Regions from separate parts of the Mus musculus genome. Here region 2 is linked to region 1. The links are chromatin contacts, found by Hi-C or POLR2A ChIA-PET in ENCODE. All regions are on one chromosome and are shown on one strand. Each heading gives the region's core, a stretch centred on a gene start or an enhancer-like site at or near the end of the contact. The rest is flanking DNA. Distances are from core to core; before and after follow the strand shown.

Region 1 (7,519 bases), core at 1,472-3,971:
TGTACTGTACAGTACTGTGTGTTCTCTCTGGCCGGCTGAAGGGCAGGCTTGTTTACACCGGAGACCATTGCCACGAACGTGTGAGGAATGCATTATGCTGAGATGATGTCCCGGCCACATTGTCATTAGGCAATAGGAAATTTCAGCTCTGTTGTGTGATGTTTCCTGGGGGCAAGAAAAAGAAACATCTTGTTACCTAGGGGAGAGGACAGAACCCACTCAGCTCCAGCTTGGTGAGTCGATGAGTTTGCTGGGGTTACTTACAGGGCCTTGGGCGAGTCAAAGGCAGCCTATGGTACCAGCAATCTCTCTTCCCAGTCATCATTCACTGCTGATACAGCTTCTGGGAGGAGCTTTCCTCAGTCTTCCATGCAGGAATGCTGATAGGCCTGACTTCCAGAGGCTCTGTGGTTGGTCAACAGCTGCTCTGATTCAAGATGGGGATGTCCAATCTGGGGGAAACAGTTTTACAATAATCAGAGAGGATCACCAGCAAATGATGTGGTCTACAGTCGACAGAAATGAAATGTCTGTATTGAATGACTCTAGAGACATTGCTATTTTAAACATCATGCAGGCATTTAAAAAAAATCAGTATTTAATAAGTAAAAGATGGGCTTATAGGGTGAATCTGAGTCAGAAACAGAATCTCTCTCTCTCTCTCCCCCTCTCTCTCTTCAGACAGTGTTTCACGGTGTAGCTCCGGCTAACTCTGAACTCACTACATAGAGTAGGCTACTTCCTTCCTCTGCTCCTAAACACTGGGATTAAAAACATACCTATCCATCATGCCTGGCTACAGTAAGCTTTCTTATCAACTCCTAACACCTTCAGGGAGGGTGTAACCCGATTTCTGGGGAGAGGAAGGCAGCTAGCAGGTCTGTGATGGACAATAAATGTTCTCTTAATCTGTGATCTCTGTAACTCTTTTCCTCTACTACATATATGTTATTTGTTTGAATGTCTTTGGAAAGGATGCCCTTGCCCCTAAAGAATGACATGGGGAAAATATTTATCCAAAAGAGAGTACCCCCCACCCCCAGACATTTCTGGGATAATACAAGTGTTTTTTTGTTTTTTTTTTGAGACAGGGTTTCTCTGTGTAGCCCTGGCTGTTCTGGAACTCAGAAATCCGCCTGCCTCTGCCTCCCGAGTGCTGGGATTAAAGGAGTGCGCCACCACTGCCCGCTACATGTTTTTTAATGGGTCCACTGATGCTGTTTTTATTTGCATAGTTAACTGAATAGACAAGCTTATTCCACGTGAATGAGGTCAGACCCAGGGTTGCTCTGCTCCTTCTTGAGCTATCAGTTCATCCCTGTGACCCTAGCTGAAATTGTGTGACTCTATTCTAGGTACATCTCAAAATCTAGATGATGCCTTAGGTTACAGATAAAAATATTAAAGAGAAGTAGCCTTTTTCACAACAACAACAGTCTTTATTGTCAATGTTTCTAGACCTCCCAACCTCACTGGGGAAGGCTGGATAGAGTTACCGATGTGGACTGCTGTGTATTACATCCATGCTGGAAGCATAAACTCTATTTCTCAATAACTGTTGATTTCGACTCTTTTTTTTTTTTTTTTTTTTTTTTGGTTCTTTGACTCAGGGTTTTCCTGGCTGTCTTGGACTTTGTAGATAAGGTAGGCCTGGAACTCACAGAGATGATTAAAGGCTGAAGCTACCACCGTCCACCTAACTATTGAGATTGAGACCTGGACAGAAAGGAATGGACAATGGCCAGTTGGATTTAGAAACAACTTGAAATCTTTCCCAGCTAGCTGAGCCAAGATTGGCCCTAGGGATTCAATATATAGGAGCGTTTTTTGTTTTTTTTTTTTTTACCCACAGTACCAATTTCATTATTTCACCACGTGAAATCTCTCCTTTAGTAGAAAACAATTCAGTTCCTTAGGCTGATCAGAACAAAAACCACAACACTGAAAGAATTCACTTACTTGAGCCTCAGAGAACCCTCTCTCTCTCTCTTTTTTCCGAGGCAGGATTTCTCTGTGTAGACCAGGCTGTCCTGGAACTCACTCTGTAGACCAGGCTGGCCTTGAACTCAGAAATCCTCCTGCCTCTGCCTCCCAAGTGCTAGGATTAAAGGCGTGTGCCACCACGCCCGGCTAAGAACCCTCTCTTGAAGGACATTGATAAGTACAATTTGCAGAAGAGGCTAAAGAGAGAAAGAAAGAAAGAAAGAAAGAAAGAAAGAAAGAAAGGAAGGAAGGAAGGAAGGAAGGAAGAAAGAAAGAAAGAAAGAAAGAAAGAAAGAAAGAAAGAAAGAAAGAAAGAAAGAAAGAAAGAAAGAAAGAATTGGACCTGGTGCTCGGGCCAATAATCCTATCACACTGAAGGCGGACCGGCTGGATCGCTGAGCTCAAGGCTAGCCAGGACTGCTTAGCGAGACCGACTATGTAAATGAATTTTTAAAAGAAACAGGTGATTTTTGAAAAGCCTGGGTTTCTTGGTAATCTTCGAGGGACCTAAGAAAAAGTTTAAATACATCTTTTCGTATCCAAAGAAGTGTCCCGGTGTATCCTGCCAACTGAACGAACGTTTCTAGTCCTCCCACCACCCACTGCTCTCGCCAGGGGTCGCGGTAAGGAAGCCCCGCCCTACTAGAACTTCCGGCTCCCAGGAACCGTCTGTCCTCAGCTCCAAGTGGGCGGTCCCCGAGCTTCTGGCACCGCCCCGGAAGTGACGCCAGGACGTCCCTTCCATTTTGTGCAACGTCCGAGCTGCTAAGTGCGTCAGTTGTGGAGAGACTGTAGACGAGTTGGGTTCGTGTGTATGTGTGTTGTGTGTGTGTTTGTGTAGGGAGGCAGACAGCTCCGTCGCAGACTACGGACCTCTCCGGGGTCTCAGCCGCCAAAGACCCTGTCCGGTAGGTGAGTGGCACGCTTTGAGGGCAAGGCTTCTCGGATCGAGGCTTCTTCATGGCCGCTCGGGTCGCAAGTGGCCGGGGCTTCGCTCTTTGCGGAGGACGGCGACTCAGAGAGCGCAGTTGATTTGAGGTGGGCGCTGGGGCACGTCTCCCTGTGGGTGTTGCGTGAGGGGGACACGAGGCGGAAGGGCGGGCGTGGGGAGGGCGTTTGTGTCGGGAAGCAGCGCGCCCCTCCCTGCCGCCCTTAATGGCTCTCATCGAGGCCCGGACGCCGGGGAGCCGGCCTGGCCCAGGGCAGCTTAGGGTTTCCCCCCGTGGGCCGGCGCAGGCGCAGCGCTCTGGGCCCCGGGCTTGCCCGTGTCTCGGGGGCACGCAGCTCGGCTCGCTACGCTCCTCCCCCCCCCACACCCCGCCGCATACTTCGGCCGTCGCCATTTTGTGCTGCGAACGCGCCCCGTCGCCCACTGCGCAGGCTCGGTGGTGGCGTCGCGAGATTCCGGCTTGTGACGCGCGGGGAGGCCGCGACGCGGGCGCGGCCGGCTGCTATTGGACCAGGCCTGGCAGAGGGCGGGCTCGGCTCCGCCCGCATTTCTCGGCCTGGCCTTAACTGCGGCAGATGGGAGGGGAACCCCGGGATCCGGGGACAGCGTGTGCGGCTGCGCAGTCTAGAAAGGTGGCTACTGGCGTTGTGGTGGGCTGCCGTGTGGAACCTGGGAAGGGGGTCTTTTGGAGAGTTAAGTTTTAACTTGGAATTTGAATGTGGTGGTCGTGAACGACTTAAAAGGTACATGGCGACCTTGTTAGTAGAGTTGGTAAACGTGGGGTGTGTTTGACTGCTTGACTGAACATCCCCCACCCCCATGGTGTCAATCGTTGATATTGTCTCGATTCAATTACTGCCTAACAGGAAACACTAGCCGGGCATCATGAGTGGCTGTCGAGTGTTCATTGGGAGACTAAATCCAGCAGCGAGGGAGAAAGATGTGGAAAGATTCTTCAAGGGTTACGGACGGATCCGAGATATTGACTTGAAAAGAGGTTTTGGTTTTGTGGTAAGTACTTGAAACTGAGTTGAATTATCTGTCGAGAAGTTAGGTAACTTTGTGGTGGTGACACATGCCTTTGGTCTCTGGCCCTTGGGAGGCAGGGGCAAGCCAATCCACAGAGAAACCCTGTCTCCAAAAAAAGAAAAAAAAAAAAAACAAAGTGGGTAGAGCTCTTGTGATGAGCATGGACTCTGAGTCCATGTGAATTGTTTTCCCAGAAAGATGTTAGAAGTGGCCAAGAAGCAGTGGCTTCTGTTAAGAAGTTAAAGTAACTGCTGGCTGGAGTTGATTCTCAGTCATCCCTAGCTTAGGGTTATAGTATCTGAGTGTAAGGTATATCTTAACACTTCCATGATTTTTTTTTTAAATTTATTTTTTATTTTTTTGGTTTTTCGAGACAGGGCTTCTCTGTATAGCTCTGGCTGTCCTGGAACTCACTTTGTAGACCAGGCTGGCCTCGAACTCAGGAATCTGTCTGCCTCCCGAGTGCTGGGATTAAATTAAAGGCGTGCGCCACCACGCTCGGCTTCCATGATCTTAATGTGCTGTAGAATGCATGCACGTCCAAAAGCTCTACTCTTACTGCTACATTTTAGGAATTTGAGGACCCAAGGGATGCAGATGATGCTGTTTATGAACTTGATGGGAAGGAACTTTGCAGTGAAAGGTAAGCATGATTGGTTTATAAGTAGTTCTCCCAGGGAAGTAGAGCAGAGTAGACATTTGCATATGTAAGTGCTCTCATGTGTAGTGTGTGAATGCTTTTTTTACCTCTTTGTAGGGTGACGATTGAACATGCCCGGGCTCGGTCTCGAGGTGGAAGAGGTAGAGGACGATACTCCGACCGTTTTAGCAGTCGCAGACCTCGAAATGATAGACGGTATGTGGTTTGGGTTTGGCTGTTACGGTTGGGTTAGGGTCCGTTAGCATTAAATGGTTCTCAGACTAGTTAAGTCTAGTTAGTCCACATGCTGAGAACCCAGAAACTTGATGGAATCACTATCTTGGCTTAAACTTGTCACATAGCATTTGACATTGTGACATAACATCTGACACTGAATGCTTATTTTTCTTTCTTCAGAAATGCTCCACCTGTAAGAACAGAAAATCGACTTATAGTTGAGAATTTATCCTCAAGAGTCAGCTGGCAGGTTTGTTGAAATACAGTTTTGAGATATTTTTTAATGTGGCATTTAAAAGTGTTAATGGGTAGTTAATGTTTTATTAATATATATCTTATTAAATGCTTTATCTTAAATTAATTTAATTGAACTATAATTTTAAACTTTAGTTAAATGTAACTGGGGGATGTTTCAGATTTTAATATTAGTGATCAAATGTAAATGTTTTGAGGTTATTTTTTCATGTTTTTTAAAATCAATTTTAACCAAATATTAAACCCTTTATTTGCCAGCCTATCTGTGTCGTTGGCCTTATGACGAGGAGTGCCTGTGGGTTATCCTAATCGTTGTCTTGGTCACTCTTGGTTGGGCCTGGTTGACTTTGCCAGTCAGCTCCTACAGTGATCAGTTGGCCACCTCTAGATCTGTGTTTGCCGGTCTAGACGTAATCGGTGCACTTACTTGAAGTGCCGGGTTGCAGCGATCCCAGAACCGTTGATAACGTGATCTGATCCCTAAGTTGAGAGCTGTCTTCCTGTAACGCTTCCGAATAAGAGGTCCTGGTCGAAAGAGTTGAAAGATACGAAATTAGTTGGTCGTTGGAATCCTGATCGCAGTAAAGTGGTCCTTGGTAACTGCACAAGAGTAAAACATGTCTGCATCGCCAGTAGTCTGCTAATAGGGAGGGCTGTGCGATTAAAGGCTTCCATCGATTGGGTAGTATCCTTCAAGTGGGTGGCGAAGAGCCAGTCGGGCCTATGTCATGAAGGTTTCTCCGACCGCTTAATGGTTTGCTGCTTGACTAGCCTAGGGAAATGTTAATAAAGGTAAAGTAAAATTTTTTAATGACATATGGGGCACAAAATAACTGGTGTCTTTGTAAATGTTGTTTTATTTTTTTATTTTTTATTTTTTTTAAATATAAAACTAGTCTTTAAAGGATGTACTGTTCCTTTTTGTTTTTTTTTGTTGTTTGTTTTGTTTTTTGTTTTTTCCCCCTTTTGTACTGAGCTCAGTTAGACTAATACTATAATGTTAAAAAATTGGAATGCCCTCTAGCATTTTGCTTAAAAGCAATATGCTATTTGCTTATTTCGTGCCCTGGCATAATTTTTGAATTCTGATAGAATACAAGTGTGGTATATGCCATGTTTGTACTTTATCTAACACCTTCTCTTCCAGTAGTCTTGTTTATGCCATGTGGTTGTTTGTGTGCCACTTTTCCCTTTCTCTCCTTAACATAATTGTCTTGTGTTAAGGATCTCAAAGATTTCATGAGACAAGCTGGGGAAGTAACCTTTGCGGATGCACATCGACCTAAACTAAATGAAGGGTAAGCATGTCCTGGATTGTGAGTCTTAATTAATTACCTTGGGAATTTTAATTGTGGCATTGCTATGATCTAAAATTTGCATGTGCTTGATTTTGGCTAAGTTTGGGGAGAAAGACTATCACAAGGGACTGTTGATAATAGGCACCTGCAACATTCCACAGTACATAGGGGGGCACACCACAGAATTGTGCTGTATATATCAGAAATGACTTAAAACAGCAATAACAACAGGGATAAACTTATGCTTATCTTGATCTGTGTAGGTGGTCTACAAGGCTATTGGATTTATAACCTTTAAAGGGATTTTTTTTTCCTTCCATTTTAGGGTAGTTGAGTTTGCCTCTTATGGTGACTTAAAGAATGCTATTGAGAAACTTTCTGGAAAGGAAATTAACGGGAGAAAAATCAAATTAATTGAAGGCAGCAAAAGGCACAGGTACTCTTTCGTTTATATTTTTAAGCCAAAGGTTTTACTTGCTGGCTTTTAGAGCCCTGTCATACAGGTTAATGTGTGTTTTCTCTCTTTCCTTCTTGCCAATTTTTCATAGCAGGTCAAGAAGCAGGTCACGATCTCGGACCAGAAGTTCCTCTAGGTCCCGTAGCCGATCCCGTTCACGAAGGAGCAAGTCTTACAGCCGATCAAGGAGCAGGAGCCGGAGCCGGAGCAAGTCCCGTTCTGGTAGTAGGTCTCCTGTGCCTGAGAAGAGCCAGAAACGTGGTTCTTCGAGTAGATCTAAATCTCCAGCATCTGTGGATCGCCAGAGGTCCCGATCCCGGTCCAGGTCCAGATCAGTTGACAGTGGCAATTAAACTGTAAATAACTTGCCCTGGGGGCCTTTTTTTAAAAAACAAAACAAATTCCCAAACCATACTTGCTAAAAGTTCTGGTAAGTATGTGCTTTTCTGTGGGGTGGGATTTGGAGGGGGTTGGGCTGGATTTCTTTGTAGATGTGGACCACCAAGGGGTTGTTGAAAACTAATTGTATTAAATGTCTTTTGATAAGCCTTCTGCTCACACTTTTGTGACTGTCTGAAGTATATAGTTTGTGTATATTGATAGAGCTCTTTTATAACTAAAGCATTTAATTTTTTGTACTAGAAAAACTTTTGAATATTTTAGTTCATTGT
Region 2 (7,519 bases), core at 2,861-5,360, 650 kb after region 1:
TGATGTGCCTTGTATGCATGTTTTCAGGGCTGGCTGCTTGGCACTAGACAACCGATTGGTGTGCTCTTGGCTGGGAGGCCCTCTCTCCCACTCCCAGCTTTACTCAGTGGCCTGTAACTCTTTGTTAGGGTTGAGGCCACATGTATCCCCACCAAGCGCCTGAGAGCACAACTTTCAAGAGCTGATTCTCTCCTCCACCATCGGATTACCAAGCACCTGCACAGGTACTTTTACCCACCAAGTTATCTCCCCAGCTAAAACTTTGCTTTCCTTCCAAAGGTTCTACTGTGTCTGTTACCAACCACCACGCACAGGCCAAAATAACTATTTGCTGCAAAATCTCTAGAACAACTTACTTCAAGTGCTCTAATGTCAGCCTCTGCATTTTGACCACCTCATTATTACACGTCCTGTCATAGAAAGGATTGCTTCTTTCTGAAAAGTAATCCAGGACACTGCCACTGTTCAAGATGGGGATCCAAGAGCTGTCAACCCAGGAGATCCCCAGCAGGTTATCTATGGGGGGAAAAAAACAGTTAGAAAAGAGAAATAACCTACTTTAACAAATACCTATTATGTGCTATGAATTAAAGAATGATTTATTCTGCCCTATGTACTGTGACAGTCTAATAGAAGTCAGATATGAAAAAGAAACATAGGAAGTAGTAAAGTTAGGGATAAATGAATTACAAAAGCACAAAAGGGGAAGCAGAACACTTTAAAGGGGAAATGGAAATTATTTTTCATGGGGCAAGAGGTGGATTTTGCACTGTGTTAAAGAAGAAAGGCTCACCACAAAGAAAAGAAGTATAAACTACTTCCAGGGAGATACCCAGAGGGGCTCCAGGGAGATGCTCAGAGGAGAAGTGGCAGGGGAGAGGGGAAGGCTTGGGGGAAGGGGTAGTGGGGTGGGGGGCAGTGAGTTGGATATAAAATGAATAAGTAAAAAAAATAAATTAAATAAATAAATAAAAACTATTTCCTAGTATAGAAAACTCATTTACAAAGGTATTAAAAGAACTCGGTGGTAGTGGTGCATATCTTTAGTCCCAGCACTGGGAAACAGAGGTAGACAGATCTCTGAGTTCTAGGCTAGCCTGGTCTACAAAGCAAGTTCAAGGACAGTTAGGGCAACAAAGAGAAACCCTGTCTCAAAAAAACCCAAAAAATTAAAATCCTAGAAATCCTGACTTCTTAAGTGTTGAAAACTGATTCAAAACAATTAAAACGAGCCGGGCATACACCTTTAATCCCAGCACTTGGGAGGCAAAAGCAGGTGGATTTCTGAGTTCGAGGCCAGCCTGGTCTACAAAGTGAGTTCCAGGACAACTAGGGCTACACAGAGAAACCCTGTCTCGAAAAACCAAAAAAAAAAAAAAAAAAAAAAAAAAAAAAAAAAAAGAAAAGAAAAGAAAACAATTAAAACAGCCACAACCACCAGTTTAAAGATCCTTCCACTGATCAACAGGGAATATTAGGGAGCCTTTTATTACAGATGAGAGGATAGTGTTGTAAAAGTTAAGGGGAAGATGGTAAAATCCACTATTACAGCCATACTGTTTCAGATTCAGAGTAGAATTAAACCTCAAATTCTAAAAAGATATGGTAGATCCAGGAACAGTGATGAAGACCTATAAGTCATAGCACTCTGGGATGCTGAGATAGGTGGATCAAAAGATTGAGGCCAACTTGGACTACATGTGATCCTGTCTTAAAAGATACGGTAAATTGGTTTCCTATAATGAGTTTAATTGAGCATTGGCTATGATGATGTTTCATATCAGTGCCTACTAAACACCATTATAGTTAAGTAATCAACACCCTAACATATAATACTGGATGAAAAACTTCAGCTCTTCTATACAGCTACTTTTACCATTTCTGAAGAAGTCAGATCTAGGTCAAAGTGACAAGCAATCCCGTGAAATATTAATCAAATGAGAAAAAGTTGTTACATGTTAAAACAATTTTAAAAAAAAAATCATGCTTTGTGTGTTTTAAAATAGAGGGAATGATGGGCGTTTAGGCACACGCCTTTAATCCCAGCAGAGGCAGGCAGATTTCTGAGTTCAAGGCCAGGCTGGTCTACAAAGTGAGTTCCAGGACAGCCAGGGCTACACAGAGAAACCCTGTCTTGAAAAACCAAATAAAATAAAATAAAATAAAAGGAACAAATGAAGTATATTAACAAAAATAATACCAACCATTTATATATATGTGTGTGTGTGTGTATGTGTGTGTGTATACACACAAATATATATGGGTAAAGTCACAATATATAAAACCAGGAAATAATGTTTTTGGAAAAAGGCATCTTTGCTAATGAAGAGCAACACAGGGAAAACCACGACTATGATTTAAATTTCCTAATCCTACTAACAATTCCATTTACCATAAAATGTACATTTCTTTTAGCTGCTTTAGGAAACGATAACTTTTTCCTTAAAAAAGTTTTATCTTTCTGCCATTACCAGGCATAACCATTTCATGTCCATATCTATTAACTAACCATTGGTAGGTAGGTAAGATCTATAATTATACATACAATATTATGCACATTAAATGCTTGGCACACTGTAACCCAATAACTGTTACAGTAGTAATGGTGGCATTTTCTCTGTTCTCATGGCAAATTTATATACTTTTATTACTAATTCTTTTTTTAAATTAATTTATTTTATAATTGCAAGTACACTGTGGCTATCTTCAGACAGACCAGAAAAGGGCATCAGATCCCATTACAGATGGTTGTGAGCCACCATGTGGTTGGTGGAATTTGAACTCAGGATCTCTGAAGAGCAATCAGTACTCTTAACCCGCTAAGCCATCTCTCTAGCCCCCTTATTACTAATTCTTATTCCATAACCAGAATCACAGATAATCTGCTCCCACTAAATTGTGAGTTTTTATTCATCAGGAATGAGCATAATAATCACTAAATGCTTCCAATCCATGCCTGAAGGTCAAGGCAAGTATGACTTACTTTATTATTCACAGATCTCAATCAATTTAAACAGCCTCATGTATCCATGGACATTCATCTACAAAAACTGAAATGAAAAGTCAAGTCTGAAAATAAAAGGTAAGTTGTGATCACTTCATAAACAGAATATACCAAAAACCAAGCAGATTTAACCTTCTCACTAATGCAGTCATCACTCTTCCAAGCTACCTCTAATTTCTGTCCATCCCAGAAAAGCCCTGGTTTCGTTTTGTTTTCCTTTTTTTGTTTCTAATTCTATCCCTGACTTTTACACTACTGTCAGCAGCTAAAATGATCTAGTAAAGAAATGCGTAAATGAAAAAAAAAAAAGACAAAGTCAGAATATGCCGTCCCTGTTGACTGTTCTCTCACATTTATCTTTCCAGATCTTCTCTTCTACATCTCCTCCCTATGCCAGCTTCTCTGCCATTCCTCTAAACACCAGACACATTACAATTACGCTAACAAATCTAAGTAATAAGCAATCCACTATGTACATGTATGAAATTGCCAAGAGGAAGAATGAAATATACACAAGCAAAAACAAACTGCTAAACAAAATGCTACCCGACCAAGAAGCTAGTAAGAGGTTGAGTCTCCATTCATTTATTTATTCTTACTCAATGAAAATATACCTCTACTGCTCAGCTTGCCGAAGGCAACCACTGAATGAATGATAAGTGAAAGGTATTATAGGCTAAAATTTAAAATTATTAATAAGAAGACGGGGATTTCTGTCCGGGGACCCATAAGGTGGGATCAGCCCTTATCTTATTCCACTTCTCTCTTCCGAAAAGCTATCCCTTCGCCCCGACATAACGCCCAGCATTGTGAGAGAAACCCCTAAATTGTTTCTAGTTTTTCCGCATCTACCCTTTTAAAGAGACTCGTCAGAAAACGGGAAAGCGCGACCCCTTTTCGTTAGATTAGAGCCTTAGGGTATCCAGGAGCCACTCAGAAGAACTTGAGAGACCTCACAAAAGAGGGTAACGCTGACTTCCGCAAGCTATGAAACCCCAGTAAACCACAATCTGGTAAGGGGAGCATAAAATTAATTACCTCGGATATCCACCGCCGCCATAATTCCAAAAGCGCTATAAGAGCCTCCTTCCGGCGCACAGTAAAGGCGATGACTACCGCGACGGAAGCGGAGGCTGCCGGCCGTACGGTTAGCGGGGAGGTCAAAAGTATTCACGCGGAGCGCGGCGGCAGGAAAAAAAAAAAGTGTTTGGGGGCGGGGATGAGACCTAAAGTGGGTGGAGCCGGGTTGAGCTTTGGTCGTTGGACACGGGCGGGAAAGAAGAAGGCGTGTCACAGGGTGGCGGCGGGGAGGGGAGGGGATTGGGACACGCAGAAGGATGGCGCAGGGAAGGCGGGGCCTGTAGACCTGTGGAGTAAGAAGATAAAGAATGACCCCCTCGCTTAGATGCCAAACTGCAGCTGGCAGAGGTTGTAGTAACAGAGCCAGAACAAAACAAACAAACAAAAAATAAGCAAAGCGTTAGGCCCAAACAGTGGGGAAAGTAATTTCATTTACAAGTAAAGAGGTTAAACAGAGCGCTGCCTCGTGCTCACTACTAACATTCTAAAATTCTCTAAACCAAGGCTTTCACTTGTAATCCCATCTCTCAGGAGGCAGAGCCAAGTGCATAACAAATTTGGGGCCAGCCTGGACTACACACAGAGACAGTATTTTTAAAAACCTCATGAGTATAAAAACAAACTGTTAGACTTAGGAGCTCCGTTTTTCACCTTATCTCAAGCAGAGAAAATCAAGAGACTTTGTTATTCCTGTTATTGAACCAACTAAAAACCTAAACCAGTTAAAAACCTGTAGCATTTTATGACTAAATTTCAAGAGATAGGAAGGGAATTCAGGGGTGAATTATTAACAAGATTAAAAAGAGAAAAGGAACTGGGCGTGGTGGCGCATGCCTTTAATCCCAGCCTGGTCTACAAAGTGAGTTCCAGGACAGCCAGGGCTATACAGAGAAACCCTGTCTCAAAATAAATAAATAAATAAATAAATAAATAAATAAATAAATAAATAAATAAATAAATCAATAAATAAATAAATCAATAAATAAAATTTTTAAATGAGAGAAAAGGAACGAAAAAACAACAACAAAAAAGAGAGAGAGAGAGAGAGAAGAGGAATTCCTTGAGTAGTGTCTAAACACTTGAAGGCAGGGAACAATTCTGTGATGTGAGGAAGCCATAGAAACCCACAACAGAACGTTCTGTCTCTAGTGTGGTTTTCTAAAAGCAAAATGATGGAGATGCTTACAAACAAGATACAGAAACTGAGAGGAGAACCCCAAAACCTGAAGGAAGGAACCTAAATTCACAAAACTAAGGACTACCTAGGCTCCCCCAGCATGTAACCAGAATCCACAAACAAGGCAGGAGAACCATTAATTTAACTGGGACTTTTCGACTCACAGATCAAAGAATTCCACATTTTAAATTCTCAGCATAATAAATACATCACACACACACACACACACACACACACACACACACACACACACACGTTGGTTTTCAAGACAAGATTTTTTAGCTGTCCTGGAACTTGGTTTGCTGACTAGGCTACCAAGCTGGCCTTGAACTCACAGAGATCTACTTGCCTCCGCCTCTCAAGTGCTGGTATTAAAGGTGTGGGCCACCACATCCAGAGAAAACATATTTCTTGTTCACTTCAATTTGTGAACTAGGATTTTATACCGGAAATGACAAAGAAGTGTGTCCAAACTGCTCTGCTTTTCTGTTTGGTTTGTTTCTTTGTTTTTATTCGGATAGTTTCAGCAGGAAAAGGCAAGCTTTTGGGTTTTGTTTCACTGATCTTGTTTCCTTATGTCTTTAGAAGATTAGGAAAGGCTGTGGCAACACACAGAACGTATGATAAGCCAGACTGGAGAAGTTCACTGTATTTTGCAGCCTGGCGAGGGCCCTGCCAGAGGGCTTTCTGTTTGGTTTGTTTCTTTGTTTCTTTTGTTTTTATGTGGACAGTTTCAACAGGAAACAGCAAGTTTTATAGGATATAGCTAAATAGCTTTATGTGATGCAGCCCACAGGTTAGAACATTCACGATTGGTGTGCCTGGGTGTGGCACCGCCCTGAGGACCACAGGTCCTGAGGACTTCATGCTGTTAGGAGCTCTGCTCCGCTCGCTGCCCTCACTGCCCCCTTAATCTAGGAACTGTGAAAACTCTAAGGGCAACTCCACCCCTCACTGGACAGTATCTCTGTCCCTCACAATAATAGTGCTTGTTCTTTATCAAGCATTACTGCTGGAGCAGATTAATGATATAGTTACCACTCTAGAAAGAACTTAAAGATATAGATTGTCAGCAGTGACCACCACCCTTAGAAAATATTTGGAAAAATAAAATTGTTAGTGAAGCTAGGTTGAGATGTTTTTGCTACTGGCTCTGATGTAGAACATCTTAGGTAACAATTTGAAGTTCAGAAAGGCACACTCTTATAAGGTAACCTAGGAACATTTTATGGCCAAGGAACAAGAACAATGGCAGCCCTGGCTGACGTGAGTCTCACTGAGGCTGGCTGGTGGTGGCTGATTTCTTATACTCATTTTTACCCTCAATGTCCTGATATGATTTAATAGGATTACTGATGAGAATATGTGCATTCTGCGTAAAAGTATAATAAGAATTGCTGATGAGTATATTAATTCTGAGGATTTAAAGTAGATATCACTGATTTTTATGTAAAAGTTTAGATTTGTGATTCTTTTAAGATTCTTATAAGATTACTTTTTATAAATAATGAACTAATTAATCCCCCCTTTTTTTGAACCTCAAATTGCTGTTTGCCAGTAAGAGAAACTGGCTGAGAAAACTACTTTGCTTGCTCACACTTAATCTATGTAATCTATAATAAGTTGCTTAGTTACAAATGTTTGTGAGTTCTTGGGAATAATTTGCTTTTTTTTAAGATTTATTTATTTATTTTATATATATGCGCACACTGTAGCTGTCTTCAGGCACACCAGAAGAGGGCATCAGATCCCATTATACATGGTTGTGAGCCACCATGTAGTTGCTGGAAATTGAACTCAGGCCCTCTGGAAAAGCACTCAGTACTCTTAGCTGCTGAGCCATCTCTCCAGCTCCGTAATTTGTTTACCTGTACTATGTAATGTTATTTTTTTTCTTTTTCTTTTTCTATTTTTGTTTTTTTGAGACAGGGTTTCTCTGTCACTTTGTAAACCAGGCTGGCCTCGAACTCAGAAATCCACCTGCCTCTGCCTCCCGAGTGCTGGGATTAAAGGCGTGCGCCACCATGCCCGGCTGTAATGTTATTTCTTATGAAGGTATTGGGGAAGTCATTCACTAGAAGAAAACTAGAATGTAATCACATTGTAATTTTATAATGCTTGAAAGATTTTGCTGGGACATATAAGCCATGGGAGAAAGAATAAAGTTGTTGGAACATTGTTCCTTCTACCTACCAACTATGTGTATATATGAATGCTTTGTATATGTGTATATGTATATAGGTATATATATGTATATA

The links. Hi-C counts contacts between places; a loop is a spot of excess contacts on that map. ChIA-PET counts read pairs that join two places held with the same protein, here RNA polymerase II (POLR2A).
Region 2: POLR2A ChIA-PET joins it to region 1 with 15 read pairs in embryonic stem cell. The contact joins the promoter of Med6 here to the promoter of Srsf5 in region 1. A Hi-C loop is called at or near these places in 1 of 37 maps with a recorded cell type or tissue (regulatory T cell). POLR2A ChIA-PET finds 5 or more read pairs at or near these places in 3 of 5 experiments (Patski and embryonic stem cell).

Annotation. Positions count from the first base shown.
Region 1 is chr12:80,942,778-80,950,296 of GRCm38, forward strand. It overlaps Srsf5 (serine and arginine-rich splicing factor 5), which reads left to right and starts at 2,722. Exons shown (of 8, transcript NM_001079694.2): 1 at 2,722-2,895; 2 at 3,799-3,943; 3 at 4,534-4,604; 4 at 4,719-4,817; 5 at 5,019-5,088; 6 at 6,318-6,391; 7 at 6,717-6,827; 8 at 6,943-7,519. The coding sequence starts at 3,818. The coding sequence ends at 7,201. Gm20337 (predicted gene, 20337) reads right to left here and starts at 2,622. Exons shown (of 3, transcript NR_045057.1): 1 at 1,960-2,622; 2 at 265-452; 3 at 1-165.
Region 2 is chr12:81,590,898-81,598,416 of GRCm38, forward strand. It overlaps Med6 (mediator complex subunit 6), which reads right to left and starts at 4,111. Exons shown (of 8, transcript NM_001347384.1): 1 at 4,043-4,111; 2 at 357-516. The coding sequence starts at 4,064.